Linked DNA regions of Homo sapiens: region 2 is linked to region 1. A link is a loop called in an ENCODE intact Hi-C map of the cell type or tissue named here. Cell type or tissue: heart right ventricle. All regions are shown on one strand. Each heading gives the region's core, and the rest is flanking DNA. Links, peaks and the distances in the headings are about the cores only.

Region 1 (16,557 bases), core at 4,624-12,623:
CGGGACCACAGTGGGCACAGACACAAGCGGCTGGACGTTGAGAGGAGCAGAACACATGGACAGACACCAGCAGACACCAGCAGGCTAGCAACAACAGAATGACGTGGATGCTGAGGGGAGTTCGGCCAGGGGTAGTTGAAGGAGAGTCTGGCTGCTGTGCAACCCAACTCCAGGGGAAGACCACCTTCCCACTCCATCCCCCTTCCTGCTCCCCATCCATCTCATTGAGAGCTACCTCCACCACTCAGGAACACCTTGCACTCATTCTCTAAGCCCACATGTGATCTGGTTTTTCTGACACACTAGGGCAAGGACCCAGGATACAGAAAGCCCTCTGTCCTTGTGATAAGGCAGAGGGTCTAAGTAAGCTGATTAACACAAGCTCCCTGCAGATGGCAAAGATGAAAGAGCACACTGTAACACATGCCCACTGGGGCTTCGGGAGCTGTAAACACTCAATCCTGGAGACCGCCATGGGGTCGGAGCCCCAAAATGCTCCCCGCAACCTACCCATCTGCATGATCCCCCTAGGGGTTTGAGCAGTGGGGCACTGAAGAAGCAAGCCACACCCCTGTCATATGCCCCGCAAAGGGGATAAGGGAACACTCCCATTTCACTTTTTCCCAAATAAAGGACCATTCACAGGTTCCAGAGATTAGGAACTTGTGAATGGTCCCTTATTTAGGAAAAGAACTTTGCAGATGTTGTTAAGTTAAGGATCTCAAGATGGGAGATAATCCTGGATTCTTGTATGGTCCCAGAATGTAATCACAAAAGCCTTTATAAGTGGGAAGGAAGGAAGCAAAGGAGGAAAAGGTCACGTGATGAAGGGTGCCAGAGAGAAAGGGAGATGCGACATAGCCATGAGCCAAGGGAGGAGGCAGCTTCTGGAAGCTGGAAAAGGCAAGGACATGGATCTCCCAAGAGCCCCCAGAAGGACCAGACCTCCTGACCCAGCCCTCCTGACCCAACCCCTTCTTCATTTTAGTTCCATCAGCTCATTGCAAATTTCCGACCTCAAGAACTGTAGCAGCATCAATCTGTGCTGTTTCAAGTCATTATTTTCATAGTAACTTGTTATAGCAGCAAGAGGAAACTAATATAGCATTGAAATCAACCTATTTCATTCAACCTCCTTGCTTTTTTTTTTTTTTTTCGAGACAGAGTTTTGCTCTTGTTGCCCAGGCTGGAGTGCAATGGCATGATCTCAGCTCACTGCAACCTCCACCTCCCAGGTTCAAGTGATTCTCCTGTCTCAGCCTCCCAAGTAGCTGGGATTACAGGCACCTGCCACCACGCCCATCTAATTTTTTAAATTTTAGTAGAGAAGGGGTTTCGCCATGTTGGCCAGGCTGATCTCGAACTCCTGACTTCAAGTGATCCACCCACTTTGGCCTCCCACAGTGCTGGGATTACAGGGATGAGCTACCAGGCCCGGCCTCAACCTCCTTTCTATTTGAGTTCTGCAACTGGTATGCCTCAAGATATTGATCTCCATATCCCGAGAGGCAGCTGGGTGGGACCCGGGGCAAGAGCCATAAAGAGCTCCCCAACATCCCTCCAGTTCCTCAGAATGCCACACCCCCTTGTCCTTTTCTATATGATCTTGTATCATGAAAAAGAGTGCAAACATGACAACAGTACAAGGCTTCAAGTATAAAATAGCCCCAGAAAAAATAACTTTCAAACTTCATCCTTAAAAGCTCCTGAACGCAGTTCCTCCTATACGAGGAAGAATAAAGAAGTGTGAACATTACTATCAGTTTGAAACTTCTCAGTATCGCTGTTGGAAAGCTGCACTTGAAAACTTTACATAAAGGTGCAAAATGCAACATCCTCCCTCTGCAGGAAAGCTGTGATCCTGAGACAACGGCGGCTCCTGGAGAGCTGTGTGCACACAGCTGCTCGAGCCCAAGGCAGGCTTTCCTGGCCTCTCTCAGTAGCTCCTTTTTACCCTTGAATTTGGGGGCTCGTTGGCCGCCAGGGCTCACCAGCCACAGACCTGATGGGGAGAGAAGGGTCTCCGGCGTCCCACCAGTCTTTTGGGGGGCTGATGTACATGCACCACAGCTCCCAGCTGTACCCGTGGGCCGAGTTCTCGTACCGCTGCACCTCAAAGTTGTCCTGTTTGATGTTGTCAATGGAGGGGAGGATCACACGCTTCCGGTTTTCCTGGATGCGGGATAGAACCGGCTCAGCCCTGAAACATAGAGAAATAGACATGAAACCTCTCTTCTCTCCCGTGAGGCACACCTCCCAAGACCACACGGAATGAACAGCATTTAGCTACTTAAGGCTGGGCTTTGGGAAGGCTGGAACTCAGATGCAAACTGAGGCTCCCAGGGACCTGCCCACGCTGGATCCTGCAGCTTCACTCCTGGGCTGTGAAGCGTGTGAAATCAGCGCACCCCTTTCCCCTTGTTGGAATCACTAGAGTGATGCCTGCTCTGGCCCGAAAAGCCTGGAGCAAGAGGAGTTCAGAACATGGGGTCTCCTTCCCAAGAAAGTGCCAAGTCTCACTTCTCATACTGACGGTGGACTCCATGATTCACATTGCATGACAGTTTTATACAGTGTCGTCAGTTTCCCCCCAGGGCACTGACTGCCACCGCTTGTTTTTTCTGCTGGCACTGAATTCCCTTTCCCAAAATAGGTCACTTCTGCCCGGATGGCCTGGTTTTAACACACATTTCACTAGCTTCTCTGTGTGTGTGTGTGTGATTATTTCAGTTGTTTTAATTGATGATTTAATTGATTTCTTAAAGGGATCTAATTGAATTGGTTAGCAATAGGAGACTGGAAACTAATTAAATGCAAAGGCAGGCAGAATCCCAGCTTCCTGCTCACTTCCCCAGCTCGAGGCTGCAGCAGGTAATTCGTCAGGAATCTGGCTCCAGGTTCAAGGTGTAGCCCGACTGGCTTAGGAGACAGCAGATGGCCAGACACCTCCACCATCGTGTGTCTCCGAGGCAGGCGCGGGAAGGGATCATTTCCCATATTCGAGAAGGAGAAGATGGCTCTCCTAAGCCAGGGCATTAATCTCCCAGCTTATAACAGAATGCAGGCTTTGGAACAGAGTCAAGCGAAAATCCCATTCCTCTGCATTATCGGGAAGAATAATGAGAACACACAGTCGACAACCCATCTCTTTTCATTTGCAGCTATTGAATTACCTGTTGGCTCATCTCATCTTTCTATTTAAAATGAGCAATAAAATATACCCTGGGCCATTACCTGCTTCCAATACTTCTGCACACACCATATAAGCTGAAGCCAAATGGCACTAATTTTCCAAGGCTTCCAGGCAGGCTTAGGACCATGGCCCTGGCCAAGCCTCCACTCATGAAATTCTCCCCTGGGGATGCCCTTTGCTACTGGCAGAGAGCACAGCCATCTAAGGAGGCTTAGACCAAGTACCATCTCTCCTACCTCACTCACCACCTGGTCCCAAGACCAAGTACCACCTCCCACACCTCTCTCACCACCTGGTCCCAAGACCAAGTACCACCTCTCCCGTGGGAGTTCTTCCTCTCAACTCTTAGATCATTTTCCCCACCTTATTCAAGTCACAATGACTGCGCAGCTGCCTTTGCTAATCAACTCTGAACACGAATTATTTTTCCTTATGAGCTAATGATAGCTGATCTTTATTAAGCACTTACTAGTGCTGGGGGCCATTCGAAATATTTCACATGTGTTGACTAATGCAACCCCCAAGATAATCGTATGAGGTAGATACAATGATCAGCATTATATAAATGAGGATACTGAGGACCAGGGAGGTTAAGTAGCTTGCCCCAGGTTATACAGCCAAGTGGTGGTAGAAGGAGGTTTCTAACCTAGCTGGTCTGGTTCATGTCTTAATTCTGAAGCTCCACTACCTCTTTGATGAACCATGATGAACCCCATGCAAGTCCAGATCATGCATTAGAAGCATTCAGTTCAGCCCATCTATCAGCAGCGAAAGAGTCACTGAGTATGGAGGCAGAAGACCTTGGTTCCAATGATATTTCTTTTTTTTTCTTTTTGAGACGGAGTTTCACTCGTCTCTCAGGCTATAGTGCAATGGCATGATCTCAGCTCACTGCAACTTCCGCCTCCCAGGTTCAAGCGATTCTCCTGCCTCAGCCTCCTGAGTAGCTGGGATTACAGGCGCCTGTATTTGTATTTTTAGTAGAGACAGGGTTTCGCCATGTTGGCTAGGCTGGTCTCGAACTCCTGACCTCAGGTGATCCGCCCGCCTCAGCCTCCCAAAGTGCTGAGAGGTGTAAGCCACCACGCCTGGTCCCACTGATATTTCTGCGGCTGAGAATTTTGATCTTACTGTCTACTAGACAATGTATGACGATTCCCAATAATTTGCTCCCTCCTCCCTGGGGATGTCCTGCCTATTACCAGGTGGCCTGCAATGCTTCCTTAGAGAAGCACACTCCTTCCCCCAGTCTCCAATTCCCATTTAACTTGGACATGTGAATTGGTTTGCCAATGGGATGTGAGCAAAATGACGGTGTCACATCAGAGCAGAAACAGCCATTTCGAAGTTCAGCCACTGTTCTTTTCCCTGAGCCACAAAGATGGAATGTCCTAGACAGGAGGATTCCTTGACTCTCAGAACACAGAGGAGAAATCAAGCACAGCCACAGCCAGACAACCGCAGCTGACGTGCCATGCAGACAAGAGAGAAACATGTATTGTTGTAAGTCATTGTGACTGGAGACTTTTATTGCAGTAGAACCTGGTAAAAGTTGAGACACACTGTCTACCTTGTAATGAAGAACTGCCAAGGGGTTTTAATTCAGAGAGGGTTCTATGCCACCCGGGTAGAAGTGTGGAAAATGCGTCTGAATGGCAAAGACTAAAGTCACAGACATCAGTGAGAATTAGATGATAGGTGGATTTGATTAGGTAGACTAGAATTAGACTGTAGACTTGAGGGCAGATACCAAACCTGCTGGATTTTGAACCCCAGCTTAGTGTCCAACTGTCCCAGTTTGTGCAGTACTCTTCCAGCCTTACCACTGAAAGTCCTGAGAAATCACTCAGTGCCAAACTCCAAACCTAGAACAGCACCAGGGATATGGTAGGCATCTAGCAAGTATCTGCCAAAAGAATGAGTTCCAGCAGTGACCGCATTGGTTTAGGTGAATGTCAAGAAAGAACCAAGCTAGGAGAGTGGTGGTCAAGATAGAGAGAAAGAGGGAGACAGGAGAAATGGCAGACAAAACTGGCTGGAGGTGGAGGTTGACAGGATGAGTAACATGATGGCAAGGGGAAAATCAAGGGAAAGGGACATGTGTCGGGGCCATGTCCTTTCAGTTTTGAAAGGAAAGAAACGAGGAGGCAATGATGCCAAGGAAAAGACAAGGTATGCCAGGCCTGAGGCTGTAACGGAACATTCGCCTGAATCTTTTTCAGAAGGCTTCCATTATGGCTCAGTGCTTCTCAAACTGTAGCATGCATCAGAGTCCTCTGGAGGGCTGATTACAACAGATCGCTGGATCTCACCTGCACGGCTTCTGATTTCAGGGGACTGAGTGGAGCCCAGGAATTTGCATTTCCGACAAGTTCTCAGATTCTGCGGATGCTGTGGGTCTGGGGCGCCACACTTTGGGAATGATTATTACTAGAGATAAACAGCTCTGGAGCTCAGGAGAGAGATGAGGGCTGAAGACATGCAGCTGGGTGTCACCAGGGTTTGATGACAGCAAAAAACTGGGAGGGAAAATTGGCGGCCGAGATGGCAATAGACCCCAGCATGCACTTGAAGGGGTCAGTGTTATCAGTGGCCCTGGGTTTCTTACGTGGTCACATGCATAAACATTGTCTTTTTATCCTGCCATTAAAAGGATTCTAGAGGTTGTTGCAAATGAAGAAGAACAGACATTTTAATGTTAATTAGTGATGGGATATTGGTTCTTCAAATCTAGTACAGTGAACAACACTTACTCAAGAAGGCCTCAATGAGTGTAAATAAACATATTTGTGAAATACAAGACTCTGCTTCTTACTAATTAAGCAACCCAGGGTACAGGTTATTTAACCTCTAACTTGATGGATCATTGGTTACTTAGCAACAATTATCTGACCATGCTTTAAAACTGGAAAGTCCTATTCCAATTTTAACATGATTCTGGCATTTTTGTGGCCTCACTCTTTGTGCATCCAAAATCTTCTACTCCCCGTACACTCAACCAATTTCTCACATTCTGTTCTTTTCACCTGGAAAAATATCAGGGCCTATCTGCAGAAAATGCGCTTCACCTTCCTCCGAATGATGTGAAAGATAATCCCATACATTCTGGGGAGCTTTACCTGAGTAGTTAGAATTATAACTATATCTCTTTTCTCACAATGACAGACAACCATCCTTCCCTGCAAACAGAGCAGCAAAGAAGGAAAAGAGAACAAGAAAAATATGACTGTCTTGTACCATTTGCAAGGATTCTGTTGAGTTTTATCTAATTGATACACCGTTTTCTTTTTTTCTTTTTTTTTTGAGATGGAGTCTCTCTCTGTCACCCAGGCTGGAGTGCAGTGGCGCGATCTAGGCTCACTGCAACCTTGGCATCCCAAGTTCAAGCGATTCTCCTGCCTCAGCCTCCCAAGTAGCCGAGACTACAGGCGTGCTCCACCATGCCAGGTTAATTTCTGTATTTTTAGTAGAGACAGGGTCTCACCATGTTGCCCAGGCTGGTCTCAAACTCCTGACCTCAAATGATCCACCCACCTTGGGCTCCTAAAGTGTAGGGATTACAGGCGCAAGCCACCATGCCCAGCCTGATAAAACATTTTCACTGGGGATTTTGATGACGATGATGATGACGATGATGCCAATGATGGTGAACTGAACAGACGGCAGACAAATTTCTCCCTGCTCCCTAGCTTTATCCCAGACAATGGTCTCACTTTCTTCTTTGACGAGTCTCTCTCTAGTCTCCCAGTGCCACTACAGGTAACAGGTGAAATGTCCCACCTCCCAGATTCCAGCCCCTCTCAACCACAATGCAGGTCTTGAGCACCCCTGAGTTTCAGCTCATGACCTACCAGCCAGCGGTGAATTCCACGTGGGCATCAAAGAAGCCAGTGACCTGCCCGGTAGCCACCTTCCAGCCCTCAATGCGAGCGCGGATCAGGCCTTCCCTCTTCTGATTTCTTACCACCTTCACCAGCCCGGGGTAGCGTTTGTGGACATACTCCTCTAGGGGGACCTTCAGCTCCTCTGCAAATGACAAAAATGCAAGAAGGTCTATAAACATGTCATTTCAAATTTGCATCTAACCCACTGCAATGCCCACAGATCTTCAGGGAGTTCAAAGATCTCAAAAAAAATCGCATGTTAGTAATTCTGGCAGAAAAGAAAATCTCATCAGTCTAGGAGTCAGAAGACATCTCTGATGCATTCACCCAGGACAGCTATCTTCTGACAGTTTGCAATCCGTACAGCGGGATGGGAACCAGGCCTGGCTTTTATATCCCGGCTGCTATGAGCCGGCAGACGTCCTTCAAGATTCCTTTTCTTAGTGGCCCTTCCTCCAAACTTGGCCAGAATCCTTGTCCGGTTTATCAAATTCTATATGGGCTTTTCCATCTGCACACAGACTCGTTCTTACAGTACGTGCCTTGGGATGCAATGTAAGTCTTTGCTCAGTAGTAGAAATGCTACCTTGGAGGCAGAACTAATGCTACCAGGGATTGAATACCCTCCCTTCTGCAACAAGCAGGTGGCAAAGTGCTTCATTTCTATGAGCTAATTTTATCCTTGCAGAAACCCTAGGAGGTTGCTAGATTAATTTCATTAATTAACTAAATTAATTCTATTTTGCAAATGAAGACATAATCTTAGGGAGGCTAACCTGTTCCAAGGTCACATATGGGCTAACGGGAGAGCTGAAACACAACTCAACTGAATCTAACTCTATAGACATAAAGACTGATACTTGGCTGAGTGCAGTGTTGTGCACCTGTACTTCCGGCTACTCGGGAGGCCAAAGCAGAAGAATCACTTGAACTCAGGAGGCTGCAGTGAGCTATAGTTACACTACTGCACTCCATTCTGGGCAACAGAGAAAGACCTGGTGTCTAATTTTAAGAATAAATAAAACTAAAGGCATTTAAAAAAAAAAAGTGATACTTTGTGTGCATAAAAATCACCAGGTATAGGGAGGAAAAGGAGGGGCTAACAGGGAGGGGATTCTTAGATACTTGCACTCCAGGTACATGTCCTGCATGGGTGCTGGGGGACTCAGGGACATGTCACTAAAGGCCACAGGTCATGGAATGCTACAAGGGGAATCCCGCCTGCTGACCAGGGTTGGCTTGTGACTGCAGGAATCTCTGTAAGTTCAGGGAGAATATTCTGAATGCTGAGCGCTGGGCACCATGCCAGGAGTTCTGGAGGCACTGTTACCTCTTAGCTGCCACGTGACCTGCAACTTAGTCGTGGCTCTTCCCAGGAACAGGATGTCAGCTCCTGGCTACATCACTCACCACATCCGGGTATCAAATGAGTTCCTCATTTGTTAAGAAGTTGCGAGACTTCAGGGAAGATATATGGGTAGGGATTGGCAAGGTTGGCAAAAGAAAGTGTGGGTCATTACCACTGGCCTTCTCACATCTAAAGAGCTTTGGGAGGTATTAAAGGAGTAAAAGGATAAGGCCTAATCATTTGGTACTAGCCTTATGGCTGCTACAACTAAAGGAAAAGCTATATAGAAAGCACTCAATATGCATTCAATAAATGGTAAATCTAATAATAATTGGTTTATCATAATTATTAATGTTGATCAATTACATAACTTCCTATGAACAACAGATTGTCTTTCTAACTAGCCAATATCATTTTTATTTTTATTTATTTTTACGTTTTGAGACGGAGTTTCTCTTTCGTTGCCCAGGCTGAAATGCAGTGGCGCGATCTCAGCTCACTGCAACCTCCACCTCCTGGGTTCATGTGATTCTCCTGCCTCAGCCTCCCGAGTAGCTGGTACTACAGGCATGTGTCACCACAGCCGGCTAATTTTGTATTTTTAGTAGAGATGGGGTTTCGCCATGTTGGTCAGGCTGGTCTCGAACTCCTGGCCTCAGGTGATCCACCCACCTCAGCCTCCCAAAGTGCTGGGATTACAGGCATGAGCCACTGTGCCTGGCCACCAAAATGATTTATAAAGTCTAGGGCCTACTGTATAGCAGTAGACACCATTCTCACTCTTACAATGTACAGGGATACACTGTTCCAAACAACAGTGTATGGAAACATCAAGGTAGATGCCACCTCCAATGATCAGGGTTTAAGAACAAGTGACACTGAGCAGGCTTCCTTCCCAGTCCCTGCAGTGTGATTCTGGACTTTATAAGATACTGAGTTGTGCTCTGGCCTGTGCTCAAAGACAATTCAGACACAAGTGCTCCCTCAAGATGCTTACAATCGAGTTAAGGAGATGAGATACGTTTAAAAATTATAGGAAGGCGCACTTTGGGAGGCCAAGGCAGGTGCATCACCTGAGATCAGGAGTTTGAGACCAGCCTGGCCACCATGGAGAAACCCTGTCTCTTCTAAAAAAAAAATACAAAAAATAATAGCTGGGCATGGTGGCGGGTACCTGTAATCCCAGCTACTCGGGAGGCCGAGGCAGGAGAATTGCTTGAACCTGGGAGGCGGAGGTTGCAGTGAGGCGAGATCGCACCACTGCACTCCAGCCTGGGAAACAAGGGCGAAACTCTGCCTAAAAAAAAAATAAAATAAAAACAAATTATAATATTCAATATTATAAGGTAAATGAGGCTAATGGCCCCCACTCGCCCAAAAAAAATGGTCACGGAGGAAGAGTGCTGTGAGGAGTCACAGACAGAGAAACTGTTTTGGCTGGGAGCATTAACGGAAAAAGTTGTTTAAGTTATGCAGCAGATCTGGACGTGAGCTCTCACTATTCTAAAATACCACACCAAAAAACACCTAAGTGAAAAATTGGATCTACTTAGATGACAGTATCATGAGCATCAAAGTTTCAGTCTAGGAAACTGGGAAGATGCCATTGATTTATTTTATTTTTATTTTATTTTCCTTTTCAGATGGAAGCTTGCTCAGCCACCCAGGCTGGAGTACAGTGGCGTGACCTCAGCTCACTGCAACCTCCACTTCCTGGGTTCAAACAGTTCTCCTGCCTCAGCCTCCCAAGTAGCTGGGACTACAGGTGCCTGCCACCATGCCCGGCTCATTTTTGTATTTTTAGTGGAGACAGAATTTTGCTATGTTGGCCCTGCTGGTCTCGAACTCTTGGCCTCAAGTGATCCCCCTACCTCAGCCTCTTAAAGTGCTAGGATTACAGGCGTGAGCCACCACACTTAGCCAGATAAGATTGATTTAAAAAGAGAAAAAGAAGAGAAGAGAAGAACAAGTTGATGAGTTTCTCTGAGGACAGGTTGAGGGGGCCAGAGGACATTCTGGGGTAGGCAGCTGAACCACGACAATGGTCTGGAGGTGAGAAAACAGGGCAGAGGTGTCAGGCACTGAGTGATAAGAGATGATGTCCTAACATGGAGAAACCCCGTCTCTATTAAAAATACAAAAACTAGCCGGGTGTGGTGGCGGGCATATGTAATCCCAGCCTCTCAGCGGGGCTGAGGCAGGAGAATCGCATGATCCTGGTGGGGCGGAAGTTGCAGTGAGCCGAGATTGCTCCACTGCTCTCAAGCCTCAGCAACAGAGCGAGACTCCGTCTCAAAAAAAAAAAAAGGGAGATGATGGCCTAGGAGAGAAGGTGACAGTTCCAGGAAATGCAGGGAAGAAGACTTAGAACCACACGTTGTGGAACACATGTATTTAGGAGGCAGGAAGGAGGGCTAGTGAGCAATCATGGCTCACTGCAGCCTCGACCTCCCGGGCTCAAGCAATCCTCCTGCCTCAGCCTCCCGAGCAGCTGGAACTAAAGGCGTGCACCACCATGCCCAGCTAATGTCTTTTATTTTGTACAGGGCTGGATAGAGAATGTAGAAGGAAGAAGGGCTGGAGAAGCCATACTCAAGGCGGTACAGACGGGACTCCAAGGAGGAAATGAAGTTCTCAAACCTGAGAGCCCAAGAGCATCATCTGCAGGTGTTGAAACAGAGTCCAGCACTTTACAGGATAATGCTCCTATGACACCAGTTCCGAAGCATTATCCTGTGAAGTGTTTGGCAGAGTTTCTGGAAGAAGGATATGTGCATTCATTTTATAAATATTTAAAGGAGCCTCTGTGGGTGAGAAGGTTCAGAGTCCCTGTCCTCCAAAAGCTGCTCAACCTCCAGGGTCAGGAAAGTCAAATGCATTAGAGAAAATGCAAGCTGAGAATGGTCCGTTGATCAAGACAAACAGAAGGCCCCTGATAGTACCAGTGAGAAAAAAGAAATCCCTGCAGATGCAGCTGTCTCCTGCAGGGGCAGGGTCAATACAAGGAGAACTGGATGAGTGGGACATCTCAAGAGGGACTTCCAGGAAGCCTGGCTCTGGTGGAACACATCTGAGACAGCCTAAGAGCATTAGGGTGTTGAGATTTGAAAACGGAGAGAAACCGAAGAAGAGGTGGGGTGCAAGAGCCCAAATTCACCTTAAAGTGAATGAGTCTATAAATTAGCCAAGTAAAACAAGGCCCCCAGGCTCCCATGGAAGCACACAAATCCCCAACCTGACACTGGTTAGAAAGTCACCCCCTTGGCCAGGCACGGTGGCTCATTCCTATAATCCCAGCCCTTTGGGAGGCTTAGACAAGCAGATCACTTGAGCTCAGGAGTTCGAGACCAGCCTAGCCACATGGTGTGACCTTATCTCTACTAAAAATACAAAAATTAGCCAGGCGTGGTGGCACATGCCTGTAACCCCAGCTACTCGAGAGGCTGGGGTGGAAGAATCGCTTGAACCCAGGGGGCAGGGGTTGCAGTGAGCTGAGATTGTGCCACTGCACTCCAGTCTGGGTGACAGAGCGAGACTCTCTCAAAAAAGAAAAAAAAAGAAAGTCACCCCTTCACCTAAGATCCTTTATCATCCTTAACAGATGAAACCATTCTAGGACATTATAAGAACACTAAGAAAAACATCTTACTTTCTTTTTTCCTCACAAAAAACTCAGAGAAGAAAACAGAAACTCATTTCTGCAAAAATAAATGCAGAAACTCATTTCGACAAAAATAAATGTTATAAAATCCAATACAAAATTGGCCAAGTGCCATTTGGGAACCATTGTGTTTTTTAAGATTTTGATAAACAGCATTTGAGGAGGTTGAGGGGGAGAAGCGAACACTGCCTGTGATCAGGAAGGACTGGAGAGGGAGGTATGCATACCTGCTCCTTAACAATAAAACAAACACATGTCATCCAGGCTCATGGAGCATAAATTGGCAAAAAGAAAGCTACAAAACGGTAAGAACTAAAGCAAAGAACATTACAGAATTCTGTCTCAATCCCGCACTTTCAGTGATATGACAGAATAAACTATCGGTACCATCCCTGGGCTCAGAGCCCTGCTCAGGAGCAAGTATTGACCTAGTAGACTTGAAATTGCCCCTATACACTTTATAAAATTAATCAGGAGGCTGGGTGTGATGGCTCACACCTATAATCCCAGCACTTTGGGAGGCCAAGGTGGGTGGATCACCTGAGGTCAGGAGTTCAAGACCAGCCTGGCCAACGTGGTGAAACCCCGTCTCTACTAAAAATATAAAAATTAGCCTGGCTTTGTGGCACACGCCTGTAATCTCAGCTATTCAGGAGCCTGAGGTGGGAGAATCCCTTGAACCTGGGAGGTGGAGGTTGCAGTGAGCCAAGATCATGCCACTGCACTATAGCCTGGGCAATAGAGTGAGACTCTGTCTCAAAAAAAAAAAAAAATCAGGAAAGAAGTGAGGGGAAAATTAAAATAAACCAAGCGTGCAGCACATTCAGCATTAATCATTAGTCTCTGACCTGTTTCATCATAGTTTCTTAGTGCCTATTGTCCTAGAATGACTAGGACAATAGACCCTGTTACAAGATTACAGTCCCCTTTAACTGCTCTATAGATAACAACTTGAACATTATAAAATATTAAGTTTTCCCTTTGAGATATTCTTTCATGTCCTGCATACCAATGAAACTGCTGACATCAGCTGGTCTGAAGGACCCCACAAGAAGCTGACTCACCAAAGAACGCAGTTTCCACATCTTGATAATTTCATCCCCTTTACCCTGATCAATGAATGACCTTGATTCTCCAGCCTCTCACCTTCCATGATCCCCTTCAAAGCCCCAGCCCAGAAATCGTTGGGGAGGTGGATTTGAGGATCTCTTCCTGTCTCCTCACTTGGCTACCCTATACTCATGAAACTCTTTCTCTGTTGCAAATCCTGCTGTCTCAGCATAATTGATCTGTTACTGCACAGTGGACATACGAACCTGGTGGTCCTAAAACAGACTCAGCTCCACCTGCTTCCAGAACCAATGCAAAAGTGTCAGTGCTTGGGATTTTTATGTGTACTTGGGAAGTGGCCACCCAGTCCAGGACTTGGCCAAGTCTGCACATCCACAATGGTGGGCAACCTGACCTCTCAACCCTCACACAGTTGTTAAGCCTTGATGATGAGACTTACTGAATATTTCAATTGCCCTTCAGAGTATGGAGATTCAGGAGAATCTGTCTAAGCTTAGATGAGTGAGTGTTCCTCTACCTTTAACCTGCATCCGAATCACCAGTAAGTCTGAGGTGGCCCAAGAACTTGTATTTCTTACAAGCTTCAAATGGGGAGCTGCTGCATCAACTGGTCTGCTAAGTGCATATTGGGTGGCTCTGGCTTAGCATTTACCCCCCTGCCTAACTCCATCTGGGATGAATTAGACCCTGAGTGTGGGCCAGAGCTTACTCCAACTGAGCTGACATTCCAGAATCCCAGTGTTGCCCTGTCCATCTCCACTTTCCCCACTGCCTACGACCTACTTGTCCTGCCTCATCTAAAAAACTGAACCCCTTGGAAGTGACTTTGGCCTACATGGTGAGGGTTTGGCATGCCATTTCCAAAACTGGAATCTTTTAAAATATAGATATATTTAAATGTGTGTGTGTGTGTGTGTGTGTGTGTGTGTGTGTTTGTGTATGTGCATATATATGTATGTGTGTATATATATGTATATATACACATGTACACATATACAGTATATATATATAAAATACATATAAATACATACATACATACATACATACACACACACACACATATACAGAGACAGAGACAGAGACAGGGTCTGGCCTTGTTGCCCAGGCTGGAGTGAAGTGGTGCAATCACGGCTCACTACAGCCTCGACCTCCTGAGCTCAAGCGATCCTCCTGCCTCAGCCTCCTGAGTACCTGGAACTACCTGCACACACCACCATGCCCAACTAATTTATTTTATTTTGTATAGATGAGGTCTCGCTATGTTACCCGGGCTGGTTTCAAACTCCTGGCGTCAAGCAATCCCTCCCCCGCTCCCCACTTTGGCCTCCCAAAGCTCTGGAATTATGGATGTGAGCCACCAAGCTTGGCTCCAATACTGGGATCCTGATGGCTGGCCACCTCTGCGTGGGGCAATCTCACAATTAGGTCAGTCCCTGGACAAGGATCCCATATGGTCCTGCCTTCTGCTTTCATTCCCTGTTCCTGCTACCACTGCTACTACTGCCACAATTCTATCAACACTCCTTCTGACACCATCAACTCCCATTGCCACCACTGCCACGCTTATCACCAACACCTCTCCCCACCAGCAGCTGCTGAGGTTTGGGCATGCTGCTCACTGTGAATGCATGGGTTGTGACAGCTGGGGACGAGAACATAGCACATATGGCACGTTCCAATTAAGAAACAAAATAGAATGAAAATGCCTGCCAGTATTCCCAGAGTGAGAATCACTGGGGACCTTATGAAAATGCAGGTTCCGAGGCTCCTTTCTCGGTATCCCTAATTCAGTGGGCCTTAGTGGAACTGGCCAGCACCCCCAGGTCGTTCTCACGCAAACCCCAAACATCTCAAAAGCACTGGTTCACTTTTTTCATTGTTTTTACCATGTTTAAAATGTTTTGACCATTTTACAATATACAATTCACTGGCATTGAGTACATTCGCAATGTTGTGCAACTATCACCACTATCTAGAACTTTTTCATCACCCCAAACATAAACCCCATACCCATTGAGCAGCTGCTCCCCATCTCCCCTTTCCCAACCCCTGGTGACCACTAACATGCTTTCTGCCCCTATAAATTTGCCTAATACACATGGTTCATGAAAATGGAGTCGTAAAATATGTGGTCTTTTATGTCTGTTAATTTTGACGGTGCAGAAGAGGTGATTTTATGTTGTGTGTAATTTTGTTTTGTTTTGAGAGAGGGTCTCATTCTGTTACCCAGGCTGGAAAGCAGTGGCCGGATCATAGCTCACTGCAGCTTCCAACTCCTGGGCTCAAGTGATCCTCCTGCCTCAGCTTCCTGAGTAGCTGGGACTACAAGGATGCACCACCATGTCCGGCTAATTTTATTTATTTTTTGAAGAGACAGGGTTTTACCATGTTGCTGAGGCTGGTCTTGAACTCTGGGCTCAAGTGATGCTCCTGCCTTAGCCTCCCAAAGTGCTGGGATTACACGAATGAGCCACCATGCCTGGACCGTGTGTGTGAATTTAAAACCCTTGACCTTGCTGAAGGTCTGATTCATATTCTGTGGCCAGGGGGTTCTTCCAACCCCCATGCTGGTAATTGATGGACTGCAGGCTTGCTCCTAAAGCCCAGTCTGGTCAGCTGGCCTGCCCCTCCCCTGGGTTCCTCCTAGGCCACCTTCTCCCTGGGCACATCTCTGCTCCTAGCTTGTTCCATGGGTTTCCAAGTCTACCTCTGTCTGGAAGCATTTGGTGAGACACTTAGATAAGACTCCTCATCCTGATGGGACTTGAGTTCCTGAGCTCTTCAAGACTGGATGTGGAGAGAATCCAGCCCCTGCATGGTGACCATACCCTGGGCCCTCCCAGATGCCGGCCTTTCTCTCCACCCCAATGGAAACTTCCAGTTCTCTGTGCTTAGGGATTTATGACAGAGATCACAGTGAAAAAATGGTCTTCAACGCAGAGTTTGGCACAGACATTAGTCAGGACACTTGACATTTCTGCATCATCTCTTTTTTTCTTTTTTTCAGAGAGATTTCAATATTTTATATATGTAAGAATTAGCTTTGATGCCCTAGAAAGAACATAAAACACAGACTGAAAACACTTGGGTATCAGCTACTTGGGAAGCTGAAGTGGGAGCCCAGCTTGAGGTAGAGGTTGCAGTGAGCGGTGATTGCACCACTGCACTCCAGCCTGGGTGACAGAGTAAGATGCGATCTCAAAAAAAAAAAAACCACCTGGAAATACAGGTGCGCCTGAGAATACCTTTATGCCTGAAATAACCAATCAGCTAAATGTATAAAAGCAGCCCTACAAAGACTATTTTAAAATATTTTAAAAATATTATTAGACAAAGTTTTAAAATATTATCTTTAAAAATGAACGAAAAGATGGTGGCGCGGGGAGAAACTCGGTTGCAT
Region 2 (16,557 bases), core at 2,844-10,843, 250 kb before region 1:
GCAGACTCAGCTGCAAGATGGCCAGGAATTAGCAGAGACAGGATGCACTGGGGGGCCTGGGAGAAGACTTCAAATTATGTCATTAAGATCACTTGGGCAGTCAAACAATGACTTTAAAGGGAAATCCCTTTAAATGTCAAACTTATTCAACCTCAAAGACAACCCTGAGCAGTAACTTTTAACTCTTTGTTTTAATATATTTAGTATGATCCATGAAATGGTCTTTTTTTTTTTTTTTTTTTGAGATGGTGTCTGGCCCTTGTTGCCCAGGCTGGAGTGCAATGGTGCGATCTTGGCTCACCGCAACCTCTGCCTCCCAGGTTCAAGCGATTCTCCTGCTTCAGCCTCCCGAGTAGCTGGAATTAAAGGCATGCGCCACCTCACCCAGCTAATTTTGCATTTTTAGTGGAGACAGGGTTTCTCCATGTTGGTCAGGCTGGTCTCGAACTCCCAACCTCAGGTGATCTGCCCGCCTCGGCCTCCCAAAGTGCTGGGATTACAGGCGTGAGCTAATGGTCATTTTTTAAAAGCCTGGTAGGTTACCACTGGCATTTGGGACCAGAGATTGTCTGCAGTCATGGACAAAGCACTTGGCTACAGTCAAAAGACTTGAGTTATTTGTAACTCTAAGTCACACCACCATTCCAGGTCAAAACTTGAGGCCAGGCGCAGTGGCTCACACCTGTAATCCCAGCACTTTGGGAAGCTGAGGTGGGAGGATTGCTTGAGCCAAAGAGTTCAAGACCAGCCTGGGCAACGTGGCAAAACCTTGTCTCTACAAAAAATACGGAAGTTAGACAGGTAGAGGGCGCAAGCCTGTGGTCCCAGCTACTCAGGAGGCTGAGGTGGGAGGATGGCTTGAACCTGGGAGACGGAGGTTACAGGGAACCAAGATCGTACCACTACACTCCAGTCTGGGTGACAGAGTGAGATCCTATCTCAAAAAAAAAAAATTCCCCTTTATAAAACAGGAATAATAATAATACCTATTTCACTATTTCACAGGGCTGGGGTGAGGTTTTGTATGAGGACCTGAACTGACTTCCCTGCCCATGTGCTTTGTGTGGGACCTTGAACGAGCCCCTTTTAGCTTCTCATAGCTTCAATTTCTTCATCTGTAAAATGAACATCATAATACATTCATATCAAGCTAGCATTTATGGAACTCTTAATATTTGCTAAGCTCTGTTCTCAGCCTTATTTTATCTTCACGGGAGTCCTATCAGATAAATTTTAATAATCCATGTTTATAGATGAGGAAACTGAGGCAGACAGTTCTTATGTCATGAGGTTGTTATGAGAATTAAATAAGATATTACAAATAACGACTTACTAGGTACCTGGGACATAGTAAGTGCTCAACGAATGTTACCTATCTTTACATAATAGTAATAATGGCTAAAAGCACTTATTACTTAACAGCTAAAAAGTGCTAAGTGTCCAGAAGGGGTTTTTTAATTCTTGAGAATGTATTTCAAAACTTATAACAACATTGAATAAATTCACTTTTATCTTCTTGACCCACATATCTGGCACATATTCAACTGTATTTCTTCTGTTCTGGGCTCTAGCCTCCTGATACATAGGGGCTGCCATCTCTCAATGGGCACCACTCCAGGTGACTTTCCAGCATGGCTCAGACACCTATGGGTGCTCTGGCTGAGGAGATAAACTGAGCTGTGGCTGAGGGTGCAGGTTACCCTGCTGTGCAGCATAGGACGAACAATGCACTCTGTGCCAGGTGCTACTCTCAGCATGCCACATGTATAAATTCATTTAGTTCTTACAATCACCCCAAGAAGGAGAATCTGCTATTATCCTCATTTTACAGCTGAGGAAAATAAGGTACAGCCAACCCTTTATATCCATGGTTTCTGCATCCATCGGTTCAACCAACTGCAGACTGAAAATATTTTTTAAAAGCCCAGTAAGAACAATACAACAATAAAAAATACAAATAAAGCATAAGAATTATTTACACAGCATTTACATTGTATTATCTATAAGTAATCTAGAGATGATTCAGCCATAAAAAGAAATAAATTAACAGTATTTGCAACGACCTGGATGAGATTCGAGAGTATTATTCTAATGGAAAACCAAACATCATATGTTTTCATTGATATGTGGGAGCTAAGCTATGAGGATGCAAAGGTATAAGAACGATACAATGGACTTTGGGGACTTCAGGGGAAGAGTGGGAGGGGGGCGAGGGATAACAGACAACAAATATGGTGCAGTGTATACTGATCGGGTGACGGTTGCACCAGGATCTTACAAATCACCACTAAAGAACTTACTCATGTAACCAAATACCACCTGTACCCCAATAACTAATAGAAAAATAAAATTAAAAAAATTTTGTGCTGCCATAAAAAAATTTATATAAATCTTTATATTATATATTTTATATATTATATAAATATATATTTTATACATATATATACACACACAGGAGGTTATACTTAGGTTATGTGCAAACACTATGCCATTTTGCATCAGGGGCTTGAGCATCTGTGAGTTTTGCTATCCACAGGGAATCCTGGAACAAATCCCCTGTGGATACCAAGGGATGAATGGTACAGAGAAGATGAGTGGATTTGGTCAAGATCTCCTGACTCATAAATGATAGAGTTGGGATTCAAACCACGCTAATATACAACTACCGCATGACACTCCTGTGGGGCTGCAGTAACATGGAAATTTCCTTGGGCCATCTTCTGAGCAGAATGTGGAGGAGAGCTGAAGAGCTAGGGGATTTGGCATAGAGTAAAGGCATATGATACGGGGCAGCTGGAGCTCCATGGGAAGTCACACACTGGCAGGATGAAGAGTCTGCTGTGAAGTATCTGGGCAAGAACTTCCTGGACACAGCATATCATCAGGAGCAGGGCAGCCAGATTAACATAATAAGACTGGGATTAACACACTAAGACCCTTCTAATCTCTGTAAGTGGATTTAAAGAGACTTCCATTGTGCTAGCCCTGGAGTTAGGCAGGAGTTCTAAAGCTGAGACATCTGTGAATCCCTTTGAAATGCATTCATAATTTTTCTAAGCATGAGCATTTTCTGGGGAGGAACGATTGGTTTATTAAATAAATAGTGATCAAACAGTAAGGATCACTGTACTGGGGTGGTGGGGAAAGGCTGGTGATCCCTACCTCCAGCGGCAGGTTCCACGCTATGTACACATGAGACTTGTAATCGTCCATCCAGACCTCAGCAACGCGAAGAGCATTCCTCTTGGTGTAGAAGCCAATGTTGCTATTATATGGCTTCTTCTTCCGCTCAATGTGGGCCACCCGTGAGCAAGGAAGGACCTCCATGCTGCCCCCACAGAGCCATACCTAGGGGTACAAAGATTTCATCAGCCTGAAAAAGAAATTCCCAGAGGCTATGCCCCCTCCCCAAGCCCAAAAGCAATGGTTCAGCTGACTTTGCATAAACGTAAAATACATTTTAATATATAAAGCCAATGAGAGGTTGTGCACGGTGGTTCATGCCTATAATCCCAGCACTTTGGGAGGCTGAGGTGGGCAGATCACTTGAGGTCAGGAGTTGGAGACCAGCCTGGCTAACATGGTGAAACCTCGTCTCTACTAAAGATAGAAAAGTTAGCCAGGCATGATGGCGCACGCCTATAATCCAGCTACTCAGGAGGCTGAGGCACAAGAATCAGTTGAACCCGGGAGGTGGAGGTTGCAGTGAGCTGAGATAGTGCCACTTCACGCCAGCCTGGGTGACAGGGCAAAACTTTGTTTCTAAACAAATAAATAAATAAATAAATAATGCCAATGAGAGTTCAAGGTTGGTTTGTTACTGCAGCATGGTCTAACCTAACCTGACTAAAACATATAAAAAAGAGGCTTGGGAGAATTCTTATAGAAACAACAGCTCAGGATATAAAATCCACCTCTAGGTAAGAAAGGCCCATAAACCTAAGCTGCCCATGGCAACACATGAGTTTTCTTATGTTCTCAATAATGCACAACTGACATCCCTGAAGGCTGCCTTTCCCATCTGGCTGAAGCTGCGCCCTGCCAATGTAGAATGGAAAATTCATACTAAGAAACAGATCTTTATTCATATCAGCACAAGATGTATATAATGATCTAGTTCTGGGTTAAGTTTTGTTTTATTTTGTTTTGAGACAGGGTCTCTCTCTATCACCCAGACTGGAGTGCAGTGGTGCGATCACAGCTCACTATAACTTTGAACTCCTGGCTTCAAGTGATCCTCCTGCCTCAGCCTTCCAAGTAGCTGGGACTACAGGTACGTGCCTCCATGCCCAGTTAATTTTTAAATTTTTTTGTAGAGATGAGGTCTCGCTATGTTGCCCAGGCCGGTCTCACACTCCTGGTCTCAAGCGATTCTTCCACCTTGGCCTCCCAAAGTGTTGGTATTACAAGCATGTGCCACTACTCCCAGCCTAGTTCTACACTGTTAATATGCTCTACTTTGGAGTCCTACAGGTACAGATGCCAAGCCTTCTGGAAGCATCCACTCCAATGCCATTATGAGCAGCTGTCGCTTGCTATTACTGAACTATTCAGAAAGAAAGTTGCAATGATGGCTGCCTTTGAGGGATGCAAAAGCCCAAGGATGTGGGACTTCTCATCCCTCTGCATGGGGATGGCAGGCACCTAGGCCGTAAGGACCTGCTCCAAAAGGAAAGCTGGACTATCCAACTTCTCTTGGTCCAGGTGGGAAAAAAAAAAAAAACCTTATTGTAAAAAAAAAAATTAATTTATGGAAATGAGGTTCCTAGTACCAGTGGAAAAAAAGGAAAATGACAGAAAAGTTTCAGGAGCCTGTGAGGCTGTTCTGCTGTGAAGACACTGTATGCTCTGCATAAGTGACAGTTTTTGCAGGTGAGCTGACTCAGGTAGGCTCATTCCAAGATGGGTTACTTCAAGCCATTCCACCTTTAGTCTCCCAGTAACCACCAAAGCAAGAATACTGGGACACTCTTGAGTGTCTACATACCCCCTTCTTGACTTTTGTTGGCTGAATTTGGTGGCAAAATTTGTTTTGCGTGTATGATGTTCTGTTTCTATTTCCCAACTTCGGTTATACCACAGGGAAACGATACAGATAGAAAATTCTCCCATAAGCAAGAATCCTCACTTTGCTTGCTTCTTCCAGGAGGAATTGTGGGCTAAGTGGTTAGTAGAGAATAGATGTTCCAGACTTCTTTGATCTGGGACAGGACAGCTAGATGCCCTCGCATGTTAGGTTAGACCCAGCTGCTGGCCATGGAAGGAAGTCAAGGAGGCCAAATGTTGGCAAAGGGCCTGGGAATAGAGACAGGAAACTGGTGTCTTAGAGAGTAAAACAAGGCGGCTGAATTTCAAGGTACGGACAATATATAAAGAATCAGGGTCTCACAATGATGTTGCAAGACTCAGTGAATGAATGAAAAGATATACCATGTTCAAGGATTGGAAGAATTAACATTGTCAAGATGGTAATACACCCAAAATTGATCTAAAAATTCAACACAATCCCTATAAAAATCCCAGCTGAATTCCTTGCAGAAATTAACAAGCAGATCCTAAAGTTCGTAAGGAAAAACAAGGGACCTCAAGTAGCTAAAACAACCTTGAGCAAACTGGGAGGACTTCACTCCCCAATTTCAAAATTTAATACAAAGCTACTATAGTCAAGATGGTGTGGTACTGGCATAAGGACAGACATACGGATCAATGGAATAGAACTGAAAGTCCAGAAATAAACTCTCACACTTATGGTCAACTAACTTTCAACAAGGGTGTCAAGACAATTCAGTGGGCTAAGGAATAATATCTTCAACAAATTGTGCTGGAACAACATGTAAAAGAATGGACATGGCTCCTACCTCACACCATATAAAAAATTAACTCAAAATGGATCAACGACCTAAACATAAGAGCTAAAACTATAAAACTCTTAGAAGAAAACATAAGAGTAAAAATTCATGACCTTGGATTAAGCAAATGTCCCAACAATTGATTAATGCATAAATAAAATGTAACATATCCATATGATGGGATATTATTTGGGAAAAAAATGAAATGTTGATACATGCTACAACATGGATGAACCTGGAAAGCATGCTAAGCAAAATAAGCAAATCACAAAGGACTACATATTCTATGATTCCATTTATATGAAATGTCTGGTAAATAAATTGATGGTTGCTTGGGAGGTGGTGGGCAGGGGGCTGGAGGAAGGTAGAGTGACTGCTAATGGGTTTGGTGGTTCTTTTTAGGGTGATGAAAACATTCTAATATTGATTGTGGTGAACTTTGCACAGCTCAAACATACTGAAAAAACCATTGAGTGGCACATTTTAAATGGACGAATTATAATGGTATGTGAATATATCTACAAAGCCATTATAAAAATAGATAGATGATAGATAGACAGACAGACAGACAGACAGATAGATAGATAGATAAACAGAGAGATGGGGGAAAGTAGATTCGGGCGTGAATCTCAGTTTGGGGAGGCTCAGGAGGATGGATGGAAGCAAAGCAGAACTCTTCAAGGACTTAGCAGGGATGACAGACACAGGCGCATAAGAGACCTTAGCAAAAGCCTGAAACCCAGTCATAAGAACACAGGTGCCAAGTGGGAACAGAACCCACAAGCCAGTCTGACTTGGCACTATGTCCTCCACAAGCCATCCAGACCAAGGTCAGGATGGCTTTCATGCCTGGGGTGCAGCCAAACTCCCAAGAGGGTTCAAGTGGATGTAGCTGTTAGGAGTGGAGGTGAGAGGATGGAGGAGCCATATGTTGGCTGTGTTAGCCCTGTGCTGGACACCAAGCCTTTTAAACAAGGGGAGGGAGATGGTGTAACAGACAGGTGGCAGGAAGCTCAGCACATCTGTCCTGTGTGGCAGAGACATGGGCTTCCTGTCCTGGGCTCTGTGGTGTGGATATCAGCCAGCACACTAAGTGTGCATTGACCCAAAGTCCCTCAGCTCTCCCTGTAGAGTCTGGGGAGGACTCAGAGGCTCCTGGAATAGCAGATGTCTTGAAGGTATGCCCTGCTGTGGGGTCCAGCAAGCCCAGGGTGAACTGCCAGGGTCAGTGCCTGCCCTGGAATCCTGCTGCTGGCCTGGATGCCCACAACATTGCCATCACTGGGCATGCACTGTGGTCATTATCCTGCCTGCCTCAGCCTAAGTCTGCACTTTAGCTCATCACCTCCAGTGACTCAGACTGGATTTTAAATCCTAAACATGAACTGTCATTAGCGGCACCTCTTGTGTGAGACAGAAGACGAGGGCTCCTCTTGCTCATCTCTCCTCTACTCTCCACTTTCACAGGCCCCTCCCCTTAGAGAGGCAAGTATACCTGCTCTGCCTGCTCCAAACTCCAGGACCAGTCCAGTAATGACAGAAAGCACCAAAACCAACTCCCTCATCAGCTTATCACAGATGAGGAAACTGAGGGTCAAAGAGGTGGAGAAAGTGGTTCATAACCCCACAGTCAGTAAGGGGAGGAGTCAGAACCACACCCCCGACCACATGCGACAGCAGCAGACACTGGCCCTTCCTGCCCTGGGAGAGCTGACCTACAGCTGTAGACCCCTTGACTTCTCTTCAGTCACAGCCCTGTCCCTCACTCTGGGTGCCTGGTTGGTGCCTCTGACCTGCATTGTAACCACAGTGAGCAGGGGAAACAGTGAGGACAGAGCTGGGCATATAGATATATGCAGAGGAAGCTCCATGGATCTGCAGTGGCACCAATGACATCCTAGGGTCAGAGGTCAAAGCCTGCTGCTGCACGGATCCAAGTGGCGGCATGGCTGTGCAAGGGAGGCTGGAAGATGCCTGGGAGACAAGTGATTCTTCAGGCCTCAGGCTCTGCTCTGTGTTGGCTGGGGGTGATCACCAGCACAGCTCATGGGCTGGCTCTAAGTGATGATGAGCTGATGTGAAGTCTGCCAGTGGTTAAGCAACCAGGCCTACATAGCAGATGGAAAGAAATGCAAGAAAGTGGACTGAAGGCTTTTGAGCCTTAGCAATAAACCAACAGTCCAGCTAAGTCCCCTATGGAGGGGTATTCCCGGAAGGAGTGATATTCCACCTTGGCCTCTGAGTCCACCCAAGAGGTCTGGAAGCAAAAGGGGTACCCTCTAAAGGGAACGATCCAGTTTATGTTTCTACCACACATAAGACCCAGCTATGAGTATCCCAAGTACAGCTGGTCCCAAGAAAGGGTCCTGCGGATCTATTCTCTACATCAGTGTTTACCAGCCCACATGGTGAGTTCCTAGGCAGGCTGAAGAAATGAAGAGAAATGCACAGAAAGGTAGGAACAAGACTCTGACTGGCATGTCGCTGATGCCAAGAGCAGAGGGAAGTGCCCAAATGGAAAGCGCCCCAGGCTGTGGCTCCTCACACAGTGGAGGGAGGAGGACTTCCAGATGGGTTGGAATGGGCCAGGAGGAGGGCACGCTCCAAGCTCTGGGACCAGTCCTGGAGGCAAAGAACCCACCGCAGGGTTCTTGGTGACCCTTTGCTAGGGAAGTGGGGAAGTGGCCCTGCTTAAATGGATATGGGCCTCCAGGAGGTGTGGTGACTCCAGAAACAGACGCTCATCCATTTATTTATTCATCAAAAAATGATCCATTCAGGGCCTACTGGGCTGGGCAGGGGGATGAAATGAGAGGTGCTAGTAGACAAGGTCCTTGCTGTCATGAAGTGGATAATCTAGCAAGGGAAATGCATTAATCAAAGAATCACAGGCAGAAATGCACCATCACAAAGGGAGCTTTTCCATGAGGGAAAACAACACAGGGCTAAAAATCTAGCGTGTAACACGAGGATGTGGCCAGTGGGCTCAGAGAAAGCATCCCCCAGGAAAGGATACTAAGGTGAAGTCTGAAGGGCTAGGCTGAGCTGAGTAGAGGAAGTGGGCAACAGTCCCAAGCCCAGGGGCAGCCAGCACAGTTGCAATGACCTTGTGAAGGAGAGAGCAGGGTGTGCTGGACTGTATTCAAAGATGGCAGCAACAATTCCACCCATGCTCCTTGGCAATGTGACTTATTTGCTCTTCCTATAAAAAGGCTGAACCTATTTCCCCTCTCCTTGAATCTGGGCTGATTTTATGACTTGCACTGATTAACAGAATGCAGAAGTGATGTCTCACACAACCCAGGACTAGGCCTTAGAGACTTTGCGGCTTGCACTTTCTTCCTCTTGGAATTCTGAGCCCGTCAGGCTGTAAGGAAGCTGAGGATAAAAGACAATGGAGCAATAGAGGCCCAGCTATTCCAGATATCATGGCTGAAGACTAAGGCATGGGAGTGAGGCCATGTGAGACTGTACACCCCCAAGACAACCCATCAGTGGAATGCCAGTGTGTGCATAAGCATAGCCAGGGCCATGTGGAGCAGAAGAACCACCTGGCTGACCGCAGCCCAGACTTCCAAACTTCAGAATCTTAATCCAATCAATTGTTATTTAGGCCACTAAATTTGGGCTTACACTGCAATACATAAGTGATACATAGAGGATATTCAAAGAGCTGAAAGAATAGCCATGTGGCTGGAACGTAGAAAATGGATTCAGAAAGTAGGGCTGGAAGAGAGGAGAATAGTGGAAAATATTGGAGAGGTAGGCAGGGTCCACACCAGGCAATTACCTGGAGGTCATGTTAAAAAGAAATTGATCTTTGTTGTAAATGAGAAGCCACTGAAGAATTTGGGTTTGAAAAGATCACTCTGGCTGAACTGTGGGGAAAAGACTGGCAGCATGAAGAGGGGAGATGGAGAAAACAAGAATGCTTTGCTATTTTGCAGGGAAGAAGAGCTGATAGCTTTAGTGACAGCAACAAAATAGAGATGTAGATAGATTTGAGGGATTTTTTTTTTTTTGAGACAGAGTCTTGCTCTGTCACCCAGGCTGGAGGGCAGTGGCATGATCTTGGCTCACCGCAACCTCCGCCTCCCAGATTCAAACTATTTTCCTGCCTCAGCCTCCCAAGTAGTTGGGATGACAGGCGTGTGCCACCGTGGACGGCTAATTGTTGTATTTTTAGTAGAGATGGGGTTTTGCCATGTTGGCCAGACCGGTCTTGAACTCCTGACCTTAAGTGATCCACCTGCCTCAGCCTCCCAAAGTGCTGGGATTACAGGTGTGAGCCACCGCACCTGGCCGAGGGATTTTTAATAGGCAAAATCATCAACAATAGATTGGATATGGCTTGGAAGGAGAAGGAGGGTTATGAATGACCCCTAGCCACTGGATATACTGAAGCTTCATTCATTGGGGCAAAAAGCCTGCCCTAAACTACCCAGGCCTCTGGAATATGGAAGGGATGAGGCAAAAGAAACCATCACAAGACTCTGGGGTCTGGGAAGTCTTAGGCAGGACACATTGTTCTGCTTCCTGACAGCTGATGTCCTGGAAGAAGACACACTATGGGAGATGAATGTCAATGGGGATTGATTTTCATCATTTTGGAGAGTCTTCAGTGGCACGTTGGTTTAGTTACATCTTTTGATACATGTTTCATTCATACATTCAACTTCATCATTTACTAAACACTTTCACTAGGCCCAGCGCAGTGGCATATGACTGGAATCCCAGCAATTTGGGAGGCTGAGGCAGCAGGATTCCTTGAGGCCAGGAGTTCAAGACCAGCCTGGGCAACATGGCGAGACCAGCCTCTACAAAAGAAAATTAAATAATTAGCCAGGTGTGGTGGCACATGGCGGTGGTCTCATCTACTCAGGAGGCTGAGACAGGAGGATCACTTGAGCCCATGAATTCAAGGCTGCGGTGAGCTATGATGATGCCACCGCACTCCAGCCTGGATGACAGAGCAAGACCCTGTCAATCCATCCATCCATCCACCCATCCATCCATCCATCCATCCATCCATCCATCCATCCATCCATCCATCCATCCATAAAATGAAATAAAATTGCAAACACCTGGATCCCACCCCAGCCCTATAAATCACATTCCCCAGGGATGAAGTTGAGGCACCTGGGTGTATGTAAAAAGGCCCCCCATGGGATTGAGATGTGTAGCCACATTTGAGAGCCACCAGCTTAGAAGGCTTCTAATATCATTTCCAGGGTTGTGATCTGATGACTCAATTTTACAGAAGCTGAAAGAATTTAAGCAAGGGCTGTGCTCTGCCACAGCCTGGACAGCTGGATAGTAGCTTCAGGGACCCCGGAAGAGCCACAGGCAACAAATGAGGATGCAGGGTGCCAGGTACTGCCCAGGCCACCTGCTCCCCTGGGCACCTGTCACTGAGGAGCCTAGGCAGCCAGGGAGGAAAGAGGAGGCCAAGCCATCAAAGCCAACATGACTGGTTCATTTATATTCACTATGCTCACAGGCTATGGGCTCCAAACATTTTTGATGTTTAAAAATGTAAAGCATACCTTCTCCAATATATTTACTTTATTTATTTTTCAGTACATGCACATACTACTATGCTAATATATTTTACACATGAAAAATTTAGATATATAGAAATCCAAAAATGACATTAGAATATGAGTGCTAATATATTCCTCTTGTCCCTCTAATGGTCCACATCATCTTGTGTACCCCACTTTGGAATCTACTGCCCTAACAGTGAGGCAGCTGTTCTCACCTTGTCATAGAATTCTAATATTCAAGGTCTGGTCTTGTCCTGTGACTTTTAGAGGCCAGGAGTTTCTCAAAAGCAGCAGGAAGGATCATTCGGGCATAAGTAGGTTTGGATCCAAAATATTCTGGTGAGAGTTTTCAATTGTGCCATTAAATTGAGAACCCTGGGTGCCCTGATTATGTGAAAGCCACTTTTCCAGGGATCTTCAAGGCACTAACAGGGGGCAGCTCTCTCTTGAAAGAGCTTGCATGCTATTATAGCAGGTGGCCCGGAGCAGAAAGACAGTGTGTTCTCTCTCCCCACGACCTCCGTCACTCAAATTGAGCAAGGAAGCTACATATACCAGAAAGAAAGCCAGGCACCATCCTCACCACTTCCTCCCTAGGCGCCAGCCAATCCATCACCAAGTCCTGCAGATGATGCCTCTTCACTACAGCTCAACTGCATCCACTTCCTTTCACATCCACTATGACCACCAGATCATTTTCTCCTCCCTCATCACCTTGGTGCAAGCTACGACCATCTCCCACCTGGACCACAGCCACCACTTCCGAATCCAACTCCATTCAGTCTGACCTCCGCTCAGCAGCCAGGGTGGAACTGATCATTCCACGGCCCTGCAAACTTCGATGGCTCCCACCGACCACTCTGAAAATAAATCCTCAATCTTCGTGTGGTCTTCAAAGCCTCCCCCTGCAGCCTCATCTCTGCAGCTCCCCTCAATCCCATGATGTTTCCTTTTGTCCTCCCCTGTGCCCCATTCCTGCCCGGGACACTCCTCCCCCATCTGCCTAGTTAACTCCTAATCAAACTTTGGCTTTCAGCTCCATCAGTGCTTACTCAAGGAAGCCCCAGATAAAAACAGAGTTCCCTATAACATGCTAGCATAGCCCTTATCACGGTTGTAATTGCATGATCCTGCCAGCATGTGGGCGTGCAAAAAAAATTACTTTCTCCCTTCTTTACTAGGCTGTTACCTCAATGAGGACAGACTGTGTCATCCTGTGTCCCTACTGCCCAGCACTGTGCCTGGAACATAAGTAAGTACCCAAAGAGTTCTGAGTTCTTAATCAATGAGTGAATGTGTACATACATTAATGAATGGAGAGGGGCTGGAGGGAGTAAGCAGCGAAATTGTCTGGAGAGGGGGCCTAGGAGGTGGGAAAAGAGGAACAAATTAAAGAAAGGAAAAGGAAATAGACTAGAAGATATAATATGCCAGGCAGAGAAAGTTAAAGTCAGTCAACCAAGGGCCCTTATAGAACTCAACACGAGCTAGATTTGAGTCTCTTCCCAAACGCTCTTCCCACAAACCCAGAACCACCCTGATGCTTCTAAGAATGCTGTTCCCTGGCACCCCTTCTGGTGCAAATCTACCCTACAGTATGTCAACATCAGCCAGCCCAGCCTAGCCTGGAATCAGTGGGGAGATGTTCTCTAGCAAGAGCTGAGATAGACCCAAGAAAGATCAATCATTTTACTCTCTAGTGGGAAAGGCCACTGGCTCCATTTCTCCCAGAAGTCAGGCACATGCATTCTTCCCCCGGAAACTATTTTCTCATCTGTAAATGACAGGGGGCTATCTCTGAGGTTTCTTTCAGCTCTGGCATCTCAAGATACCATGGCCCAGTCTGCAGAACTATGGCCTCTGCTAACAGAAAACAGCAGACCGCAGAGGCTGCCTACCCCGGTGTTGACTTTCTTGAGGAATCATCTGGAGACTGCCAGGAATTCCCCAAGTAATGAATTCAGGAATGTTTTCTAGATCATGGAAGACACACTACCCGATCAGATCTGAACTACTGCTGGGTATATCAATACTTCTTTTAATCTGTCCAAAATTCCCTTCCAGGTAGCAGAAAGTTTTTTGAATCTTTTTCTTTGATTCTTTTTTTGAGAGACAAGATCTCACTCTGTCTCCCAGGCTCGAGTGCAGTGGCATGACTGTAGCTCATGGTAACCTCAAACTCCTGGGCTCAAGCACTCCTCCTGCCCCAGCCTCCCGAGTAGCTGGGACCACAGCTGAACACTACTACGCCTAATTTTTGAATATTTTGTAGGCTGAGCATGGTGTCTCACGCCTGTAATTCTAGCAGCACTTTCGGGGGCTGAGGTGGGCGGATCACCTGAGGTCAGAAGTTTGAGACCAGCCTGGCCAACATAGTGAAACCCCTTCTCTACTAAAAATACAAAAAACTAGCTGGGCGTGGCGGCAGGTGCCTGTAATCCCAGCTACTCGGGAGGCTGAGGCAGACGAATCGCTCGAACCCAGGAGGTGGAGGTTGCAGTGAGCCGAGATCGTGCCACTGCTTTCTAGTCTGGGCGACAAGCAAGACTCCATCTCAAAATAAAATAATGCAATAAAATAAAATATAAAATAAAACCCTCCCGGTGAAAGCCTGTGATCTATTTTCAGAAGCTTTCTTCCTGAAAGCATAGGCACATAGATACCTGAAGTTAAAGATTTCACCACTGTCTCTTAACGTAACAGTGAAACAACAAGAAATTAACATAACTAGTCCATTTTTGTTTAAGGGGAATTTACTCATTGTTGCATGCAAGTTAGGATAATTTGAGAGCACTGATATACAATGCAAAGCAGCAATCACATAGTTTTGAAACTAACTCTGGGATTACAGGGGAAGTAGGTACACCACTATGTTTTGTTAAAGGTTTACAGGAACATTGGGATCTAACCAAGGACGAAGAAGTTCCCAATCACTTAGGACTCTTGCTGGTGCCCAGATTATCTGCCGTCCTCAGTTGCTTCTTGAGTCCAACCTCTACACAGTTTCCCCATATCCCTCTCCCATAAAACCCTCCAGCCGGCCGGGCGCAGTGGCTCATGCCTGTAATTCCAGCACTTTCGGTTGCCGATCACAAGGCTGGAGGCGGGCGGATCACGTCAGGAGATGGAGACCATCCTGGCTAACACGGTGAAACCCCGTCTCTACTAAAAATACAAAAAATTAGCTGGGCGTGGTGGCAGGTGCTTGTAATCCCAGCTAATCAGAAGGCTGAGGCAGGAGAATAGCTTGAACTCAGGAGGTGGAGGCTGCAATGAGCCTAGATTGTGCCATTGCACTCCAGCCTGGGTGAAGAGCCAGATTCCATTTCAAAAATAAAAAATAAAAAAAATAAGATAACATCTTAGCATATGTTCTTGAGCTGTTTTTCAGAAACTCAGACCCCACTCAAGGGATTTGCTGGCAGGTAGACTCTCAGATAAGGGGGAACTGTGGACTGAACTCTGACCACAGTGCTTGTTTCTAAATTTCTTCCCAAGGGGTCTGGAGGAGGTCATGTCCATGAGGGAGCACTAATGTTCTTTTCTGCTGACCTCAGATTTTTACACAGAGCTTTGCATCCTGGAGCAATCGCAAATCAGAAAATCTTTGACTCCACCTTAGACCTTTGGGCCCTGCTTCAAGATGTCCTACTTTTTGGCTGGGCGTGGTGGCTCATGTCTGTAATCCCAGCACTTTGGGAGGCCAAGGCAGGTGGATCACCTGAGGTCAGGAGTTCGAGACCAGCCTGGCCAACATGGCGAAACCCTGTCTCTACTAAAAATACAAAAAATTAGCCAGGTGTGGTGGCACATGCCTATAGTCCCAGCTACTCAGGAAAGTGAGGCAGGAGAATTGCTTGAACCTGGGAGGCAGAGGCTGCAATAAGCTGAGATTACACCATTGCACTGCAGCCTGGGCAACAAGAGAGAAAGTCTTAAAAAAAAAAAAAGTCCTACTTTTATAGGTCGAAACAATGTACAGCTTCCATGTGTCAATTTCTGACTTTGCCTGTAACCTCTGCCTCTCTGCCTTTAAAAACCCTTACCTAGGGCCGGGTGCGTTGACTCATGCCTGTAATCCCAGCACTTTGGGAGGCTGAGGCAGGTGGATCACGAGGTCAAGAGATTGAGACCAACCTGGCCAACATGGTAAAACCCCGTCTCTACTAAAAATACAAAAATTAGCTGGGTGTGGTGGCAGGTGCCTGTAGTCCCAGCTACTTGGGAGGCTGAGGCAGGAGAATTGTTTGAACCCGGGAAGCAGAGGTTGCAGTGAGCCGAGATTGTGCCACTGCACTCCAGCCTGGCAACAGAGCAAGACTCTGTCAAAAAAAACAAAAACAAAAACAAACACAAACAAACAAACAAAAACCCTTCCCTACCAGCCATCAGGGAGTTCAGGTCTTAAGCATGAGCTGCCCGATTCTCCTTGCTGGGCGCCCTGCAATAACTGCCTCACTTTCTCTCGCTGCAATTGCAATGTCAGTGTTTGGGTTTGCAGAGCCAGATGGGCGAGCTATGGCGGGTTCTGTAACATAGAGAGTGATGTTCCACCACCTCTGGAGCATGTGTCTCTGATGTCTTCCTTCCTACTGACAGGAATTCTTCTTTTTACCAAAAGGAATTCACTTAGGAAGCCATTTAAATCCATTTACATTGTTAAAAGCAACACTGGAGGAAATTTAACGCATAAATTACGTAAATAACACCATCTGGTAATCCAAGCGCAGGCAAATTTTAGCCCTTTGTCTGATTCTCAACAACACAGGTTTCTGGCAAAGAGAATATTTTAATTTGTTACTCGCATCCTACCAATCATTTGCGGGCCTTTCTGGTAACCTCCTTCCCAGAGGAGCAAGCTACTACTCCTGAAAATAGGGAGAATTTTCCTCAGCGTTTCTCTCTGCCATGCTAGAGATGGTGAGCTGACTTTTCCCAGTTTAAATCAACATTCTCTTTCACTAAACGGGACGGTTGCATAATGGCTTTCCTCCTAAAGTCCTTTTAAAAAATTCAATTTCAATCTTCTGCTTTATTTATGACTGCTTCTCAGAAATGGGATTGACAAATATGGACCTCAAGACATATCTCAATTTAAGTACCGCGGTGGTAAGAACTTCTAAATACGTGGATCCTCTTGCCAGTCAATGCAAGTCATTGAC

What was found. A loop is a pair of places that touch in the nucleus more often than their neighbours do. Peaks named below come from ENCODE experiments on the same cell type or tissue, not always from the same donor. Only the 100,000 strongest peaks of a DNase experiment are listed, where the experiment ranks them.
Region 2: it touches region 1 in a loop (6-fold over the local background); 2 of 110 quality-filtered maps call a loop at or near these places.

Annotation. Positions count from the first base shown.
Region 1 is chr7:71,406,551-71,423,107 of GRCh38, reverse strand. It overlaps GALNT17 (polypeptide N-acetylgalactosaminyltransferase 17), which reads right to left. Exons shown (of 11, transcript NM_022479.3): 4 at 7,045-7,219; 5 at 2,003-2,200. Among named protein-coding and RNA genes, the nearest start is that of MIR3914-1, 110 kb to the right of the region's middle. In heart right ventricle, for the core only: no CTCF peak of the experiment used is centred there; a DNase peak (open chromatin) is centred at 8,377; H3K27ac peaks cover 1,052 bases.
Region 2 is chr7:71,652,202-71,668,758 of GRCh38, reverse strand. It overlaps GALNT17 (polypeptide N-acetylgalactosaminyltransferase 17), which reads right to left. Exons shown (of 11, transcript NM_022479.3): 7 at 3,163-3,348. Among named protein-coding and RNA genes, the nearest start is that of MIR3914-1, 350 kb to the right of the region's middle. In heart right ventricle, for the core only: no CTCF peak of the experiment used is centred there; a DNase peak (open chromatin) is centred at 6,713; H3K27ac peaks cover 2,478 bases.